3 separate regions of the Mus musculus genome follow, and regions 2 and 3 are each linked to region 1. The links are chromatin loops, found by intact Hi-C in ENCODE. Cell type or tissue: left cerebral cortex. All regions are shown on one strand. Each heading gives the region's core, and the rest is flanking DNA. Links, peaks and the distances in the headings are about the cores only.

What was found. Hi-C counts contacts between places; a loop is a spot of excess contacts. Peaks named below come from ENCODE experiments on the same cell type or tissue, not always from the same donor. Only the 100,000 strongest peaks of a DNase experiment are listed, where the experiment ranks them.
Region 2: it touches region 1 in a loop (3-fold over the local background); 14 of 42 quality-filtered maps call a loop at or near these places.
Region 3: a loop joins it to region 1, with 2.4 times the contacts of the local background. A loop is called at or near these places in 3 of 42 quality-filtered maps.

The regions. Positions count from the first base shown.
Region 1 is chr10:18,914,334-18,920,858 of GRCm38, reverse strand. No RefSeq gene overlaps it. Among named protein-coding and RNA genes, the nearest start is that of Perp, 73 kb to the right of the region's middle. In left cerebral cortex, for the core only: a CTCF peak has its summit at 3,671 (motif pointing left); DNase peaks (open chromatin) are centred at 3,379 and 3,598.
Region 2 is chr10:19,519,159-19,525,167 of GRCm38, reverse strand. No RefSeq gene overlaps it. Among named protein-coding and RNA genes, the nearest start is that of Gm33104, 35 kb to the right of the region's middle. In left cerebral cortex, for the core only: no CTCF peak of the experiment used is centred there; a DNase peak (open chromatin) is centred at 2,751.
Region 3 is chr10:19,903,745-19,909,753 of GRCm38, reverse strand. It overlaps Pex7 (peroxisomal biogenesis factor 7), which reads left to right and starts at 2,080. Exons shown (of 10, transcript NM_008822.2): 1 at 2,080-2,295; 2 at 3,852-3,909; 3 at 5,041-5,191. The coding sequence starts at 2,181. In left cerebral cortex, for the core only: a CTCF peak has its summit at 2,396 (motif pointing right); DNase peaks (open chromatin) are centred at 2,064, 2,317 and 3,615; H3K4me3 peaks cover 858 bases; H3K27ac peaks cover 357 bases.

The DNA.
Region 1 (6,525 bases), core at 2,314-4,813:
GACTTAAATTCAGACCTTTAGCACCCCTGGGAAAAGTTCAGCATGGTGGAACTCACCTGTAATCCCAGCATCTGTAAGGCAGAGACAAAAGGATCCCCGAATCCCTGAAGCCAGCTAATCTGTCTACATTGGCGAGCTTCAGGTTCAGAAAGAAGCCTTGCCTCTAATAGGGTGGAAAGTGATGTAGAAAGATGTCCCAACACCAACTTCTGTCCTTCCAACATAAGTACTCACACATGCATATGCCATATGCACATTCTCTCTCTCTCTCTCTCTCTCTCTCTCTCTGTCTCTCTCTCTCTCTCTCTCTCTCTCTCTAACACACACACAATTTGTTGTTGCTTGTCACATACCAGGACAATGTGAAAAAAAATAAAATAAAATAAACCAAAGAGAAAACAAAAACAATATTGGCAAGCTTTCACAAATTCAAAAACAATCAACATCAGCCCCAATATTGAACAGCAGTGATGGGCAGTTTAAAGCACAGAATACAGAAAATGTCTAAACAATAGAAGACAGGGATAACAGGAAGGGATCAGCAAGGAAAAGCTGCCATGCAAGTCTGACAACCCGAGTTTGGATGCCTAGACTATCTGGGTATAAAAGCACATGCAGTGGCGTATGCCTGTAGTCACAGCAGTCACATGGCAAGAGACAAGGATGCCCTTATATTCATGGCAATCCTCTGTTCTTAACTTTGTCTGGAATTACAGGTGTATACCACCATGACCAGGCTGTCTCATCTTCACAGGGCTATTAGAGAAATCATACAATTGTGTTAGCAGATACATTTCTCAAATATGTTTTTATATTTAAGATTGGAAATTATTCTGTTCGTGGGAGTTAATCAGAAAATCCAAGCAAGAGAGAGGAGAGTAAATGAACAGGATATGATATGAATTTGGGTAGAGTAGAGAACTCAAATCTCATTAATGTCAGCAGCATGTCTTTGATTGTGACAAAGAACTGAGATATAAAGATTAAGACTATGTTGCCACTTCTAGTTCAAGAATACTCAGAAATCCAAATCTCTCCCCCCTCCCAAGATTTCTCAATTTTTAAAAATAACAATTGAATAAGATCCATACTGTTGACCTGTTAGATTATGATACCTGCCCTCTGGTACTAATCTCCCTTTATAACCTGATGACTTCCTTGTCTTGGGATGGGCTCCTCACCCTAGATCTCCATATGTGTCTTAGTATAATAAATTACAGGTAGACAATCTGTTATTCCCCATACTTATAGAGGCTAGAAAGTCCAATATATGTATGTCCCAGGCGACACAAATTTTCATGAGAGTCTGTCTCCTCATGTTTCTAGATAGCTGACTTCTTAGAAGGATATTGTCACACAATGGAGAAAAGGGAGAGTAAGCTAGCTCTCTCATAAGAGCAGTAGTCCCATTGCAGAGGTTCTGCCATCCTGACACACTTAAGTTCCAAAGGCAGTACATCCCAGTTCCTAACACCATCTTATTAGGACCGTGGTTCCACAATGTGAATTCAAAAAGGAAGAAACATAAACAGGTCGTCCATTGCACTATTCTACAATCCCACTACTCCTCAAAGGGTAGCCCCATTCCCACCTCTCCATCCCATCTTCCTAGCCCTTATCTCATCCCAAAAAAATATCATACATTCCTGTCTGAGGCAGAGTTTCTTGCAACCTCTATGACTTTTAAGTTGCATCAACCATGTTTTTGACATTATATTCCTTTCCTATGTCCATGCCCAACTCAACAGTAAGATGTGTAAGAGTTCATGTCCAGAGATAGAACATGATCAGAGTTTTAATCTGCTCTTCCACTCTGACTATAAATAGAATTCTGAGGTAGTAATTACACTCTTCTCAGTCTCATTATCTTCATCTGAAATGCAAATGATATATCTGCATAGAGATGTTGTATGCTTATATAACACGAGTAGAAATGTACAAAAAAATGTATCTGGTACCCAATAAAGCTTCAATCAGCATTAGTTGGTTTTCTCTATATAAATACTTTTATTACCTGTGTGCCTTAGCATATCATGTGCCACTTTCTGCTTAACACAATATTTATAATGATATATTTGGTTGCTTTTATTTCATATAGAGAACATTATCCTAGCCATAAGAAACACATTTTGTGAATGGCTTTAATACTTGCAAATCTCTACTGGATATTTGAGCATACATTTCTCTTTTGATTCAGAAAGAATTTTTCCCAAGAGAAGAAAAGCAAGAAAGCAGAGCCTTTATAATGTCTTTCATCCCTATAATTAGAGTCTTTCTAGAGCAGAGGTTCCAAAACAGGGAAGGTAGCAAATCTCCTGCCCAGGCAACACTTGTCAATGTCTAGAGATGCTTTTGGATGCCATAAACTAGGTAGGGGTGTATTATTGGCATCCAGCAAGTGGCAGCCAGAAGGCTACTAACTATGCTATAATGGAAAGAGTACACAAAGAATTATCCAATCCAAGATGTCGTTACTGTAGAGGTAGAAAGCCCTACTCAAAGAAGCCTCAATGCCCAAGCCTATCACCACTATGTGAGATCTGTCCCATCTTACACTCTCGAGACATACTAGTTAGTTAGGAAAGAGAGAGTAGTTGAAGAAGTTGAAGAATGGTCTTGGGTAGTGGTTGTGGTCCGTGGAGAGTCAGAGACAGATCCCGAGAATCCCTCTCAGGTCATGAGCTTCTTGGCTCAAAGCTCCTTCTCCTTTCCTCTTTATTACATGGATGCATCCCTGTTGGTGTGTGTCTTTCCTCTTTATTACATGGATGCATCCCTGTTGGTGTGTGTCTTTCCTCTTTATTACATGGATACATCACTGTTGGTATGTGTCTTTCCTCTTTATTACATGGATACATCCCTGTTGGTGTGTGTCTTTCCTCTTTATTACATGGATGCATCCCTGTTGGTGTGTGTCTTTCCTCTTTATTACATGGATGCATCCCTGTTGGTGTGTGTCTTTCCTCTTTATTACATGGATGCATCCCTGTTGGTGTGTGTCTTTCCTCTTTATTACATGGATGCATCCCTGTTGGTATGTGTCTGAATACTTTCTGCTGTCTTGAGTCACTTCCCTTACTTGCATGTCCAACCATGGAATCCAGTGTGCATGACCTCCTTGAAGAACACTGATTAAAATAAGTTTCAAATACAAATGGAGAATTCAGGTAACTCGAGCCTTAAAGAAAAGAAAACATGTTGAAAATGTAAACTCATTCTTGTAGTTTCCCAAGGAGACAGCTGCTTTTAGAAGAAGGTCAAGAGTCTATCTTGTACTCACTCACACATGTAGGCTGTGAATGCCTGTGGTTATAGCACCGTTTCCTCCCTCGGAACTTTCCTACATCAGCAGCCCGCCCGTTGTCGTTTGTGATGAACTGTCATCTAGTTGGATATGCTTCTTTTTTTTCTTTTTTCTTTTAGTTTCTTTTTAAATCTTCTCCCTCCCACGTTTCCTTCAGCTTACTTCTTTCCTTCTGTTTCTTACTTCTCTGTGTTATTCCTCATTTCATTCCAATTTTAGGAACAAGAAGAAAAATGTTCACTATGGGTGATGTCTACCTCTCTGTGTACACTTTGGAGGTGTGGGGGTGGTGTGCAGGGGCTGGAAGGTGGGGGGAGGGGAGTAGTGTTTCTTTTAAAAATCATATGCTGCCATCTGGTGGTCAATTTATATACTCAACCAAATAGCTGGGTTCAGACTGTTTCAAGTGTCTGACAGTGAACTGGGTCCTGCTTGACTATAGGCGAGCAATAATTGATATTGTCTCTCTTCATGGTTAAAGTCCCAGTGTTCAAAGCTACTCCTTCCCCTTAAGATTTTTATTTCTCTCAGGCAGATGGAATAGTTTGTTCCCAAATTGAATACAGAAAAATCTGAGCCTAAAACAAATCTTTGTTGTAAGTTCACAGCCTGTAAACTCTTCCATAGGATTTGTGGATTCCTGAATCTCCCTTTCAGCTCGCCCTGATTAATTTTAAATTTACTGGACTAGCAAAAGGGGGCATGGAACTGGCTGTTGGCAATGCTGGTGATTGGATGAACACTGTACCACTATACTATACCCCTAACCCTCAGAGAGAGATTTTAAAGGTAAAAGTAAAATATACTTGATATAATGGTACAGATACATATTTTTTCTATAGCAAGGAACTTTTCCCACAGAGAGAGAGAGAGAAAGACAGATAGAGACAGAGACAAAGAGGGGGAGAGAAAGACAGAGAGGGAGAAAGGAGGGAGAGGGAGGGAGGGAGGGAGGGAGGGAGGGAGGGAGGGAGGGAGGGAGGGAGAGAGGGAGGGAGAGAGACTATGAACAATGATACTACTCCCCAAAGCAACTCAGAGGACCTTGAAAACCATTTTTCATTCCACAACCCATCAGCAAATCCACTGTGTCTCTTAATCCTTTTTAAATCCTCCTCCATCCTGTCTTCCTTTTCCTCTTATTTGGTACAACCGTACACCAGGTTCTCCCTCTCCCTTTTTTTCATCCTCTCCCTCCAGAGACACTGTGTGTGTCTCTGCATTTTTATTTACCTGTCTGTCTGTCTCTGCCTCACCCCAGAAAGTAGATCCAGTTGTTCTAACAAGGGGCTAGAGACTGACTGGAGTGCGAGAAGTGGAGAGGAGATGCTGTCTCTGGAGATGGCATCAGATGGACAGGGCTTTCACTCAAGTGTAGCCTCTACTTCCTTTGCTTCGTTTTTAGTGTGAATTTACAGAATTGCTTTGATTGAAAACTGAATGGCAAATCCTCTAAGACGGTGGCTTTAGGTCATCCAAGAACAGGATGTTGTAGCCTAAAGGAGAATCTCAACAAAAAGCCCTGTGAAGAGTGAGCTATGGTGACCGAAATCCCTATGAACACTGAACTACAATGACTGAGGTCCCCACAGACAGTGAACTATAGTGACCAAGGCCCTTGTGAACAGTAAGCTATCGTGACTGAGGTCCCTATGAGCAGTGAACTATGGCAGCAGAGGGCCCTGTGAAGTGTGAGCTGTGATGACCGAGGTTCCTATGGTGACATAGTTCTCTGTGAATGTGAGCTATGAAGACCGAAGTCCTTATGGACAACAAGCTACAATGACTGAAGTCTTCATCGGTACCACTCTCTAGTTTCCCCTCAATGAAGTGTCATGTGCTGGAATCGGAGGCACCCGGAAAAGTGGCGTCCATCTTGTCACTGAAGTTATATTCAGGCTTGGGAATATTCAGGTTCAGAAACGGCACGTTCTGGCCTTGTTTCCATGATCACTGATGACTATGTTGGGAATATATGAGAAGGAACAGAAACAAGGCTGTCAAGCATCAGGGAGACCTGCCTAGAAGTCACCTCCATCATCAACCTTGAGTTCTAACCTCCTGGATCTTGCTGCTAGCCATCTCTTACAATTGAGTAGTTGGCCTGCAGAAAATTTCCAAATGAAGCCTACAACTAGACTAGACATAGTTGTGCAAAAAAAGAATTTACCTAACTAGGGTTGACTACTTACTATTTCCTAGAAAGATTTTACAAGGCTGGGGCTTGGTTGGCATCAGGGAACTTGGATTTCAGAACCTTTCATTTACAGAAATGAACTGTCTCTATGTGTCTAAACTCAGGTTTTTTTCTTTTGACTTAATTAAATTATTTACTCACTTTACATCCTGATTGCAACCCCTCCTTCATCTCTTCTCAGTCCCACCCTTACAAATCCCAACCCCCATCAGTCCCTCCCCTTCTCCTCAGAGAAGGGGAAGCCCCCTTGGTACCACCCTGTCCTGGGACATCTAGTCCCAGCAGAACTCAGCATATCCTCTCCTACTGAGGCCCAACCAAGCAGCCCAGTTAGAGGGAGGGGCAACGGCAGGCAACAAAGTCAGAGACTGCCCTCCCTCTCCAATGCTTAGGGAACACACATGAGCATGAAACAGCACATCTACTACAAATGCACAGCGGACCCAAGTCCAACCCCTGCATGCCTTTTGGTTGGTGATCAGTCTCTTTGAGCCCCCGCGGGCCCAAGTTAGTTGACTCTATAGGTCTTCTTATGGTGTCCTTGACTCCTTCGGCTCTCTCAATTCTATCCCTCACTCTTCCACATGACTTCCTGAGATCTGCCTGATGCTTGACTGTGGGTTTTTGCATCTGTTCTTATTACCTGCTGGATGAAGCATTTCAGGAAACAGTTATACTAAGTATCTGTCTGCAAGCATAGCAGACAGGGGTTGGCCCTCACATGGGATGGGTATCCAGTTGAAGCAGTCATTAGTTGACCATTCCCTCTGTGTCTGCTTCATCTTTATCCCTGTGCAACTTTAGGCCAGACAAATTTTGTGTGGAAGGTTTTGTGGGTGGTTTGATGTCCCCCTCCCTCTACTGGAATTCCTGCCTGATTACAGGAGATGGCCACTTCAGCCTTCATAGGCTCCTCTGGTAGAAATCTCAGTTAAGGTCACCCCCAAAGACACCCCGGAGTCTCTCCAGTCCCAGGTCTCCAGCTACTCCCTGAGATGCCCCCACCTGTTTCTATTTTCAGTCC
Region 2 (6,009 bases), core at 1,393-3,892, 610 kb before region 1:
AAAATAGATTTGGGTGTAGGTCACAAGGGAGGAACATAGTGAGCAGTGCTAATGGGTGTGGGAAAGTGGTAATAAAATGTTCCAAAGTGACAGTGTGGAACTGATTCCACGAGTGTGTGACTATGTTTTAAAACATTGGATGGCATACTTTAAACGATATGATTTACAGAATGGGACCTATCTCAATGAGCGTTTTTTCCATAAAGAACAAGTTTAATTCATAGAAATGTAATTACTTCTCTTTAGAGATGTCTCTAAATGGAAGTTTCTAGGCTTGATGATTTTCTAGATTTCTAGATTTCTAGTTCAAACGGTGACAAACTGCTCCTTTACTGAACATTTCCTGGACAAGCTTCGGGCAGGAACCCTTGCATGAGTGACAGGCCCCAGTCCGCCCTCGGTAGGCCCCCAGCCCTTAACACAATCTAAACATACTGACCTTGGTTTTTCGTTTTTGTTTTTGTTTTCTTTTTTTTTTTTTTTTTCAGGGAACAGTGTCTGCTTTATTATGTATAAACAACCACTTACATAGTGCAAGCCTATCAACTGACTGATTAGTGCATTACCTCAGCTTGGACGGTGGGCATTCAGACCTCCAGGGTCCCTAGGCCTAAGAAGCATATCAAAGCAGACGTGGGGAGTGCAGACTTGTCTGCAGGCCAGCGATCAGCTGCTCTACTTCAGAATCCAGTGTTCTGACTGCAGCAGCACGCTGAGCCTTGCTTCTTATTTAGAAGGCCAGTGTGCCACCATGTAAGCTGGCCACCAGGTAATGCCTGCATTTTCTCCTGCATGGGCTGACTGAAGTAAGTGTGTCACTGAAGGTAGGATCTGCTCGAAACATTTCTAGTTCTCCCTCCCCCTCCCCCTCTCTCCTCCCCTATCCTCCTCCCCCTCTCCCCCCACCTCCCATCTCTGCTTTGTGCTTTACAATCTTGAGTTCTCAAGTTGATGTTCCTATCGTACCATGCTGTCTACAATGATGATGCCATTGTCCCTCTGAAACCGTAAATGCTCATAAACTCTATATTTTTGGGCCTTCGTGCTTGTGCATATGGATACCTGTTCTTGTTAACTGAGGTATGTCCACACAGGATACAGTTTTTAATTCTTCAAAACTCACCCTGAGAAAGGCTCTGGGCTACACTGGGATCCCAAACACCCAGTGTAGTCACAGGCAGGAAAAAAAAGGGGGGGGGCTTTCTATTGACTTAAATCTGAATCTGAATGCTCCTCTCTGGATGGCACTCCATAATACATAAGAAAGAGGCTTGGAAATCTTACTGACAAGAACAGTTGTCTACCTTTATCCACAAAAAATAAATCCCAATGCTCCCCACCATGAATGTCTAAAATTCCATCCATTCTTTCATCCCCCATACGTACACAATACACATAGGCACATGGGTTGGCAAGAACAAGATGGAGTGAACCCTCATCATGCCTAATTTTAATAGTATGTGCTTTAAGACATGAATTATCTCTGGATTTTCCTGTTTAATATTTTCTTTTTGGACCACAGGTAGGATGAGACTACAGAAAGTCAGGTCTGGATAGATAGGGTTGCCATATGTCTTAGCAAGTATTCTATTGCTGTGTAGAGACGCCGTGACCATGGCAACTCTTATAAAGGAAAGAAAGCATTTAACTGGGGACTTGCTTACAGTTTCAGAAGTCTGGTATATTATCAGCATTGCAGGAAGCATGGTGACACATTGGTAGACATGGTCCTGGAGGAGCTGAGAGTTCTACAACCAGATCAGCAGGCAGCAGGCAGGAGAAAGACACTGGGCTTGGCTTGAGCGTTTGAAATCCCAAAGCCCACACCAGTGACACAGTTCCTCCAAGGAGGCCTCATCTGCTCCAACAAAGCCTCATCTCCTAATCCATTGGAATCCACACCCTAATGATTAAGCATTCAAGTATATGAGCCTGTGGGGGCCATTCCTGTTCAAACCACCACACCATAATATCATCTGCTCCATAAAACCAGCAAATGAATGTATTATTTCAGAAAATCTTCCCAATCTTAATAAAGATGTTAAGTGTGGGGATTTGGGGTATTGAAAGCCTTGTGGGGAACCAGCAAGTCTGCGGGATGCAGTAGTACAGTGTGTGAATATGATCGTGTGTTAGTTTCTCTTCTCATAGATGTAACAAAGTGGCTCCCAAAAGCCACTTAGAGAAGGAAGGCTTTATTGGGAACACAGTCCATCAGTGTGGAGAGAAGGAAGCCTTTATTGGGAACACAGTCCATCAGTGTGGAGAGTCACTAACAGGATCTTCCCATGCCACTTGTGTCTGTGGTCAGCAAGTAGAGAAGAATGTTGGTGCCATCTTTACATCCTAGCTCACAGGATGGTGTTGCCCGCAGTTGCATGCACTTTCTTCAGGTTGGACATCCTCCCAGGCCTGGTTAACAGATGTGTCACCTGGCGATTCCAAATCCAGTCACATCCACAATGACGATTAGCCACCACAGTCAGGTCTCAATGGCAAATGTTAGGAGCCGACAGAGTGTTGAAAGTCAGTCAGCGCTGGGAGAGCTGAGGTCCTCTGGAGAGAGGCACATTTAAGATTTTATATCAAGTGCTGTGTAGAGAGTTTGGAGGGAAGCAAGGAGGAGAGAAGTACTGTATCAGGGCTCAGCTGTCTTGGGAGATCCTGAGAGAGAAAAAGACACAAATTACAGATATGTCTGGCAAACCACACAAGAGCAATGTGTTCTGTCTGTCACACTGTGGTTTTGTTTCTTTGAGGAAGAACTGGCTTCCCAGGCTAAGCATTAAATGCCTTTGACTTGGCATAATTTCCTCCTTTAGAAGTCTCACTCAGAGGAAGCTGGGCACAGGCAACAAGCAGGGAGCCCTCGGCTTTGACTTTTTCTTTTTTGTCCTCTTAACTCGGCACTTTCCTTTGGGACAGTGTTTCTGGTTTGGTTTTGGTTTCTAACTACATTTACCTCTTTCTCTCTCTCTCTCTGTGCTCATGTCTCTCTCTTCTCTCTGTCTTTCTCTGTGTCTGTGTCTGTCTCTCTTCTTTCTGTGTCTGTCTCTGTCTCTGTCTGTGTCACTCTGTCTTGGTCTCTGTCTCTCTGTCTCTGTCTCTGTGTGTGTGTGTGTGTGTGTGTGTAAAATCTACAAGAGTTGATTGATTCTCTCCTTCCACCATATGTGTTCCAGAGACTGAACTTAAATCGTCAGACTTCACAGCAAGCGCCTCTACACACTGAGCCATGTTAGCTGTCCTGTGGTTTCCTTTAAAATTCACGCAAAAGTTTATAGTTCTTGTAAAATGCTTTTAGTTTAGACACACACAGACGGAGATTCAGTGTAATAAACCTGGTGCCTTCACTCTGGTGTTGATGATTGGCATGGTGCCTACTCTCTACATTTCCTCCTCCTCCTCCTCTTCTTCCTCCTCCTCCTCTTCTTCCTCCTTCCTCCTCTTTCTATTTTTTCTCCTGCATATTTAAAAGCAAATTCCATGCACACTGCTCTTCCACACTTTGTGTTTAGTGCATCTCTGAGAAGGGATTCTAACCATTTACTGTTATCACACATAAGTGGCAACAGTTCACCCCTATCCTTTAGTACCTAGCTCATATTTGAAGTTTCTGGAATGTTTAATAAATGTCCTTCTTAAAGGTGGGTTTTCTCCAATTCAGATGTCCATACAACAGCCACATGCTCTCTTGCTATTTTTCCTTCCAGTTGATTAAAAACAAATCCTGGATTTGATTGCTGCTTCATGGTGTCAGCACTGTTTAACAGCCACCTACTTCTGCCCTGAACATAAGTTGGAAAGATTTTATGTTCTGTTTGTTCCAGTTCTTGAATTGGTGGCTGGTCCTGGTAGCATCCTGAATCATTCGTGGAAAATAGCAGTTCTTGGATTCATGGAAGCTTTTCTTTTAATATCCCGGCTCTCTCACACTTCCAGCTGATGATGTCAGTGGTGTTGATTGTTGTCTGGCTGTTTACCTAACTGAGAAAAATGTTGGCTTTTCTATCGCATGGCTGTTTTCTGACTCTGTCATTCCTTAGGCTTGGAAACTGGCTTTGCAGAATAACTAATAATTTGGAATGACCGTTCCTTTATCAAGCAGGGCTACTTGGTTCTATTCAAGAAAAACAGGTTTAATACCGAACATTTTCATACCAGTCAGTACAAGGAGCTGTGACTCTCGCTTCCTCTAATGGTGAAGAATAAAATAGTTTTCTTTCTCCACTTTACAAAGTAGGTCTATGAGCATAGAGGTGACGCTATGTATTTATTTTTAGTTATGTATATGTGTGCATTTCTGGGAATGCACCCCATATGTATTAAGGTGCTCAGGGGGGTCTAAGGAGAGCAGCAAATCTCTCCGAGAGGTGGAGTGACAGCGGTTGCGAGCTGCCAGATGTGGTGCTGGGAATTGAACGTGGGTCCCCTGGAAAGCAGGAAGTGCTATTAACCGCTGAGCCATCTCTCCAGCCCCAGCGTATGGGTTTTATATACCCAATATATTATAGTTTGTTGCACCCATCCCTTCCCCAAGTTCCACTGTCAAGTCATGTGGTCACCGAGCCTGCTTCCAGTGGGTTTCTGTATTCTGTAGGTATTTTCCTTGACTTCTGGAAAAAGAGGTCATGGTTGTATGACTTGCCTTTGGTCTGAAACCAGCTATCGCTGTAGGGAAACAGTTCTTTATACAGGAAATTATTTTTGAAGACATGATTTAGGCACTACACATGTTGCTGCTATTATATTGTTACCTTTTTTTTTTAAGTTGTGCAGTTGGCATAGGTGAAAAAATACATATCCTTAAATATAAGCATTTTTCAGAGACCACAGCAATATTTAAATTTTTATGTGTATGTATGTTTTGTTCCTATGTATGTCTGTGTGCTGCACACAGGTAGTATTTATAGAGACCAAATGAGGGCACTGGATCCCTGGGAACTCTGGTTATAGACAATTGTAAGCTTCCCTGTGGATGCTGGGAATAGAACCTGGGACCTCTGGAAGAGCAGCCAGTGCTCTTAACCACTGAGGTACCTCTCCAGCTCCTATAGTAATACCTTTAAATGAAATTACATTACAGGGTTTTTACTAACCTGATTGTTTTTCTTGTTCTTTCTTTACCTGAAAAAAACAGTATTTACAACTGGCAGTAAAACCAGTATTACAACATACAATAATTTGCTTTATTTCATTATATACACAAACTAGTTCAAGCAGACTTGTAAATAAGACATCTGGTATATGTTCAAATATGGTTGTGGCCTAATTTGTCCTTATACCTACCAGGAACTTACAGTAATCATAATTTGAAGGTATCTGGTATAATTCATTTTTTTTTACATGATCTTGTTACTCATTTGGTCATTGATTTATGTCAGTTGATTATTTTGGTAGATTTCTTAGAATTTTCTAAAATGTATAAAATTTATGACTCTAAAATCTTTCACAGTAATCTCCTCCTAGAAATCTTGCCTCAAACATTACTGTTTCTACATGTTTTTTATTTAACTCCTTTTGTGTTTCACTTGGAAAATATAAAACACTTACATGCACACACACACACACACACACACACACTAAATAAATGTGATAAAAGATGCACTTTATAATATGTCACAGTGTTAACACTTTTGTTCCCACCCTCAGTGAACTTTCTCCATACTCAGCACACACTCTGACACTGAGACATACCCGCAACCTCATAACACCAACTTTCATATAAACAAAGAGGGAAATACAAAGTGCTCAATAACTGTGTATAGCCTATACAGTCCATGATTGCATATGACTTTCGTCCATTATATTGGATTTCTGTTTACTGTAAGCTATGAGGGGATATTTTGGTGTCATATATTTTCACAGTTTTGATGGCTTCCAGAGCTGCATGAGCAGTGACAAGTGGCTTAGTGGGTGAAGGCTCTTCCTTTCAAGCTTGGAACTCACATGTAGGAGAGAGCCTGTTCCCAAAGTTGTCCTTCTGACCTCCCTACACACACACACACA
Region 3 (6,009 bases), core at 1,393-3,892, 990 kb before region 1:
ATTGCCTGATGCAAATCTAATTTCTAAGCATTTAAATCTACATCTGAAAATAGTGTGCAAATCTTCCAAGCTTGAAAAATACTTCTTGTTTGTTTGTTGTTTTGTTTTTGGAGACAGGGTTTCTCTCTGTAGCCCTGGTTGTCCCCAGGACAGCCACTCTGTAGACTAGGCTGGCTTCAAACTCAGAGATCTACCTGCCTCTGTCTCCGAAATTCTGGGTTTAAAGGCATTCATTTACCATGCCTGGCTTGAGCAGTATTTTTTTAAGAGACATTTATTTTATGTGATGTGAACATATGTGAGTACACTGTCCCTGTGTTCAGACACACCAGAAGAGTGCATCAGTCCTCATTACAGATGGTTGTGAGCCACCATGTGGTTGCTGGGAATTGAACTCAGGGCCTCTGGAAGAACAGTCATTGCTCTTACCCACTGAGCCATCTCTCCAGCCCCAAGTAATAAATGAGTCTACAGTCCCCATCTTGTGGATCTCTCTCCCTTCCATAGCTTCTCCACTGCCAGCTTTCCATGTGGCTGTTTGCCCCAAATCTGCCTTTATCTGTCTTCTCTCATTCCATTCTCTTGCTAAATAAAAATAATTTCCGTGGTTTAAATATTATCTACATGCAAGTAAGAAGGCTTGGCTGGACTCCATTGTGCTGTATTCAAGTACTGCACACAGTACACAGTCAACATGCAGAACTGGAGTTTATTAATGCTCCATTGTCCTTATTTCAATAAACAATTCCTGTGTCTAGATAAGTACTATACTAAGAGTTGGAAACCATTTAAGCTTTTTGTCTTCATTTGACCCTTAAGCGTACCCTCTCCACACCTTTCCATAATTCTCAACAAAACACTATTACCCAACTATAGCATCTTCTGCTTGAGTTGTTGCTAAAGTCTCTAACTGTACTCCATTGCCAATCTCTAGCCTCCAGTTACTGTTGCTTGGGAATGATAACTCACTAAATGATCCATATCTGAAAACTTGCACAGATCTCTATTATTTAAGCTGCAGCACAGTTCCTTGGGCATGGGGTACAATACAAGAGTTCATGTTGGAGCATTTGATTTTCTCTCACCAGGTGGAATCTACCCAAAGTGCTCTTTCTCTATCAGGCTAGACTGAGTCCTGGCAGCTACCATCCCTTGCGGTTTTAGGTTTCCTGGGTTCTTCACCCTTCTCCTGATCCCACAATGGCTTCCAACTTTTTAGTTAGAGAAAGTCATTTGTATGAATTCACCCTAGATTATCTCCTTTCTAAAATGTTCCCTGACACCCTACCCTAAAAACATCTGTGTATATTCATCACAGCATCAATAGCATTTTGATTACACTTGACAGCTTTCAAGTCTTGTAATCTCTTGAGCTCAACCACGTATCCCAGTGGGTCTTTTGAATGCAAAAGTCTAGCACCAAGCTTGGTACATGACTTGGTCTGTGCAGGTTGACTGGTTTAATGATTAACAAGTCTCTTTCACTCTTCAGTGTTTGGTTTGGCAAACTGCACATTCATCTACCACATTGCATATGCTTGGCAAACATTTGAATGAAGAAATTAATGAGCCCAAGTCTTCCTTAATTACTGGAATATATCTGCATAGTGCAACTAACTACATAAAACCTATAGACCGCAAATTGCACATGATAATAGTCCTATCCTTTAACTTCATTGTTGTCTGGATTCAAATTACCTTGGGCAACCTAGTACTCCATTCGTTGCCCTTGGACTCACTAACTGCTTTCCGAGTTTGTTGTGGCTTTTATTTCGTAACCATCAGGAAAATGTCAGAATAGCAAAGTTTTAAAGTTCAAGCAATTAATAAAAACACAAGGTTTTTATTTAAAAAAAAAACATGGAGGTTGCAATTAAACGTGAACAACTGTCTGAAGTGACTCCTAGCGAGTATCTTCTCTTTTAGGTCTAGAATAATCTCTGAAAGACCAGTTGATTTTAGTTAGAGCAAATCATTGGATTTTTGCCCAAAAGAAAAATGGTCCTCGCGGCGTCAGTTCCCTTTTCTATGTAGCCCAATCAAAATCTAGGATTCCGGGCGTCGGCGTCGTCACTTCCGCCCGGCCTTCCTGGACTTTCAGTGAGCCGCAGTGGGGCACTTCTACCTCGAGACTGTTTCCGCGCTCGGGCCGGGAGGCCGAGTGACGGCGGGCGAGCGGAATGAGCGCGGCGCGGACGCTGCGGGTGCCCGGCCGCCACGGCTATGCGGCCGAGTTCTCTCCGTACCTGCCGGGCCGCCTGGCCTGTGCCGCGGCGCAGCACTACGGCATCGCGGGTGAGCGCGGGCCGCGCCTCCGGGGCGGGCGTAGGACGCGCCGCTGAGCGCGCGGTGCCGCCGCCACCGCCAGGGGGCGACAGAGCTCGGCCCTCCCTCCTAGGTCCCCCTTTCTGCGGAGTTGGCATTGGAGCCCAGGGGAAGTCTACAGCTAGTCCTTTCCCTTCTGTAAGAAGGATGCACTTGTCAGTACTTGCAAGGTGGAGTCAACAGAGCCACCAGTTCAAAGCCATCCTCAACAGAGACTTAGGGAGACGCTGGCCCTTTCTTGAAAAAGAAAAAAAAAAAAACTAGAAAATTCTGTGCTCGCTTTTAGTTGTTCTAGGGGAAGTGGATAAATGTGCAGAGATGTCTAAGTGCTCAAGCCATTTATTTTAACTTATACCCCATCTGCTGTTTATGCACAGGAGCAGTGTATGGCAAACCATTGCATAATGTCAGTGATCTGTAATACTTGTTTACTGCAGGAAAAAAATACGATTTCTGAAAAGTAGTGGTAAATAAACTTGTTTCCGTATAGTTTGTCCATTAGTGCTTAGTGCTTTCACGGTTGGGTTCACAGTTCTTGGCCATCAAACTTTAGACTTTTATAAAGGTTTCTTACAAGAAATTGGTATAATTAGGAATTGTTTTCTAGAGATTTTTTGTGTGTGTGTCTGAGTTTTTTGCTTGTATGTATGTCTGTGAACCATGCCTGGTGCCAGCTAAGGTCAGAAGAGAAGATTCAAAGAGGGTGTTGGATCCATTACTGATGGTTGTCAGCTGCCAAGTGGGTACTGGGATTAGAAGCTGGCTCTGCACATGGAAGGGGTCGGGTCTCTGACCTGACAGTTGACTTTTTTTTTTCTTCTTCATCAGTTACGTTTAAGTGGAAGATCTTTAACACTTTACCCACCTCACTGATCACAAAAACTCAAAGCGAAATTCTGTGAAGACTCTAGTTTGAACAGTTGAATGTGCATGTGAGCATAGTAATTAGTCATCTTACCTTGTAAAGTTCAAGTGCAGATTCCCTTTGAACAGATGTTAATGGAGTGTGAGATGGGGGAGAGAAAGAGACATTAGTCTTTCAGCAAAAATTATTGATTGTTGGCACATAACTGAAGTTAATGTTGTTTTCAACACCTGACCAACGAGTATATGGTATTTCCACATATACTGTCTTAAAATGCTGTGATTGGTGTGTTCTGCGTGTATCAGCAGGGGAGAACCACAGTCTTGGGGGTTTGTAAGCACAAGCCTTCCTTGTCTTCTGTTATTAGCTCCAGCTTGAAAGGTTTGCGTGCCTAGCACCAGGCCCGGTGTGAGTTGGCACTCTGATGCGTTTCCCCAGACTGGTGTTCCGATTCCAGTCTGGCCAGATGGTAAGTTGGATATTTAAGGACTGAAGCATACTATGTAACTTTTAATTGTTCTGTATATACGGTTGCAGTTATTTTATGGGAAATTTGTGGTAGTTAAAGCTGGTCCACAATGTTTAAGATTTCATCATAGATGACTCCCAGGAGGTTAAACAACATGACTTAGGGCTTTGTTTTGTTTTGTATTTCTTCTAGGCTGTGGAACTCTATTAGTATTGGATCAAAATGAATCTGGACTTCAGATTTTTAGAAGGTAAAGTGATTGACATTTCTGGTGCTGTGATAAGGCATCAAGATTAAGGCAACTTACAAAAGAAAGTAGTTACTTTAGGCTTATAATCTTAGTGGGTCAGGGTCAGAGTCTATAATGGTGGAGCAAAGTCATGGCTACAGGAACAGCTGAGAGCTCACATCTTGAGCCACAGATGGGAGGCAGAGAGATCCACTCTGGGAATGGGGCAAGTCTTTTGAAGTCCCAGAGCCTGGCCCCAGTGGCACACTTCTTCCAGCAATACCACATCTCCTAAATCCTTCCCAAATACTTGTATCACCTAGGGACTGAGTATTCAAACCTAAGAGCCTGTGGTGGCCATTCTCCTCAAACCATTATAATGGCTCTAATTATTAAGTGTACATATACAGTCAACCTCTGTCAAAGTCTTAATGCAGTTGCATTTTGAATATTTGGAACTAATAGGTTTTTAATTTATGATGTAAAATAAACTTTTACATTGGCATCATATAGAAATTATTTTTGCTAACTATGATTATGCCATGTTCTCAAGCTTACTAGTGTCTGCTTATAAATTATACATTTAAAACGTAAAACAGTGAGCGTCTTAGTAATTTAGTTTCCTTAAGCAAGAGCTAGCGCTCATCCTGTGGACTGCCCAGTGTTTCTCTCTGGACCTGTCTTCCAGGTTGAGTGATGGACACACGCTACTTCTATCAGGATTAGTCAAAGGCAGAGGAAAGAGATTCTGTAGAAAGCCACTACCTGCTCGTAGCTCAGATGAAGAAAGATTTGTGGGAGTATTTGAAATGATTGGTCTCCGTATTTTGAAAGTCTCACAAGTGCATGCTGTGAGTCACAGGTGCACTACAATAAAAGCAGGTGATGTCAGCATGTCTTTGGTGGATACCTCATATGAGTGTTTGGAAACCTCCTTTCAGTTTAACTTTGGAGCTATCTACCTGCCCTTCCTGGGCTGTGCTTCCAGGCCACTGTGGAGTACCTGCTCTATTTATCTCTTGTAGTTTTCAAGATCATCTGAGGTAATGTGTGTTACAATATGTGAAAAACAAGGAAAAAAACAGTAACTATAAAATTAAGATGTTAATCATTTTGTGATCTGCAGTGCATGTATTTTCTTTTCTGGCGTAGCTTTGACTGGAATGACGGCTTGTTTGACGTTACCTGGAGTGAAAACAATGAGCATGTCCTTGTCACCTGTAGTGGTGATGGCTCACTGCAGCTCTGGGACACTGCCAAAGCCACAGGCCCTCTCCAAGTCTATAAAGAGCACACGCAGGAGGTATGATGATGGCTTCCCTTATTGTTTGTTTGAAATCTCTTTGGGATGAACACAGGGAAATGCTTTCAGGGGACAAGGTTAAGCTTTAATGTTTCTTATTCATAGTAGATGTCACTTATTATTCTGTTATTCAAACATAAAGTACTTCTTAGCCTAAGACAAGACAAGAAAAGGTCAGGCTTCTCATTAGGCAACAGCAGTGCCTCTAGCAGGCACGGTGGCATCCTTCCCTCCAGAGGGCCTCAGCCTTCCTTATGCCCTATGAACACGCCTACACGCAGTGCCTCAGGAGAGGGTGGGCGGGCTGTTCGCAGGCTCTCTCACGATTGTCTGCAGGCTTCAGTAAGACTCAATGTATTCCAACAGCGGCATCAAGTACCAACTAGGAGGCTGAGTTCACTAAAAGAAAATAAAGATTTAGTGTTTGTAAATTTGTATGTGTGACTGTGTGTGCGCACACGTGCACAAGAGTGAGTTCAGACACTCATGCAAGCTGGAATTACTGGGTTTCCCCAGAGAACTAGTTACAGGCGTTTGCGAGCTGCCTGGTGTGGGTGTTGGGAACTGCTCAGGTGTTCTGCAAGAGCAGTATGCATGCCTAACTGCTGAGCCATCACTCCAGCCCCCTAAAGCAAATTTAAACGTAAATCTAAATATGACTTTTGTGTCATCTGGACTCTGTGTGTGTGTGTGTGTGTGTGTGTGTGTGTGTGTAATATGAGGCGCAGGAACTAGTTTATACTTTGGAAATACCAAAATGCATGCATATGTTTTAAGGAATGTGATGAAGACATTCTTTCTTGGTTTTATACCTTAGC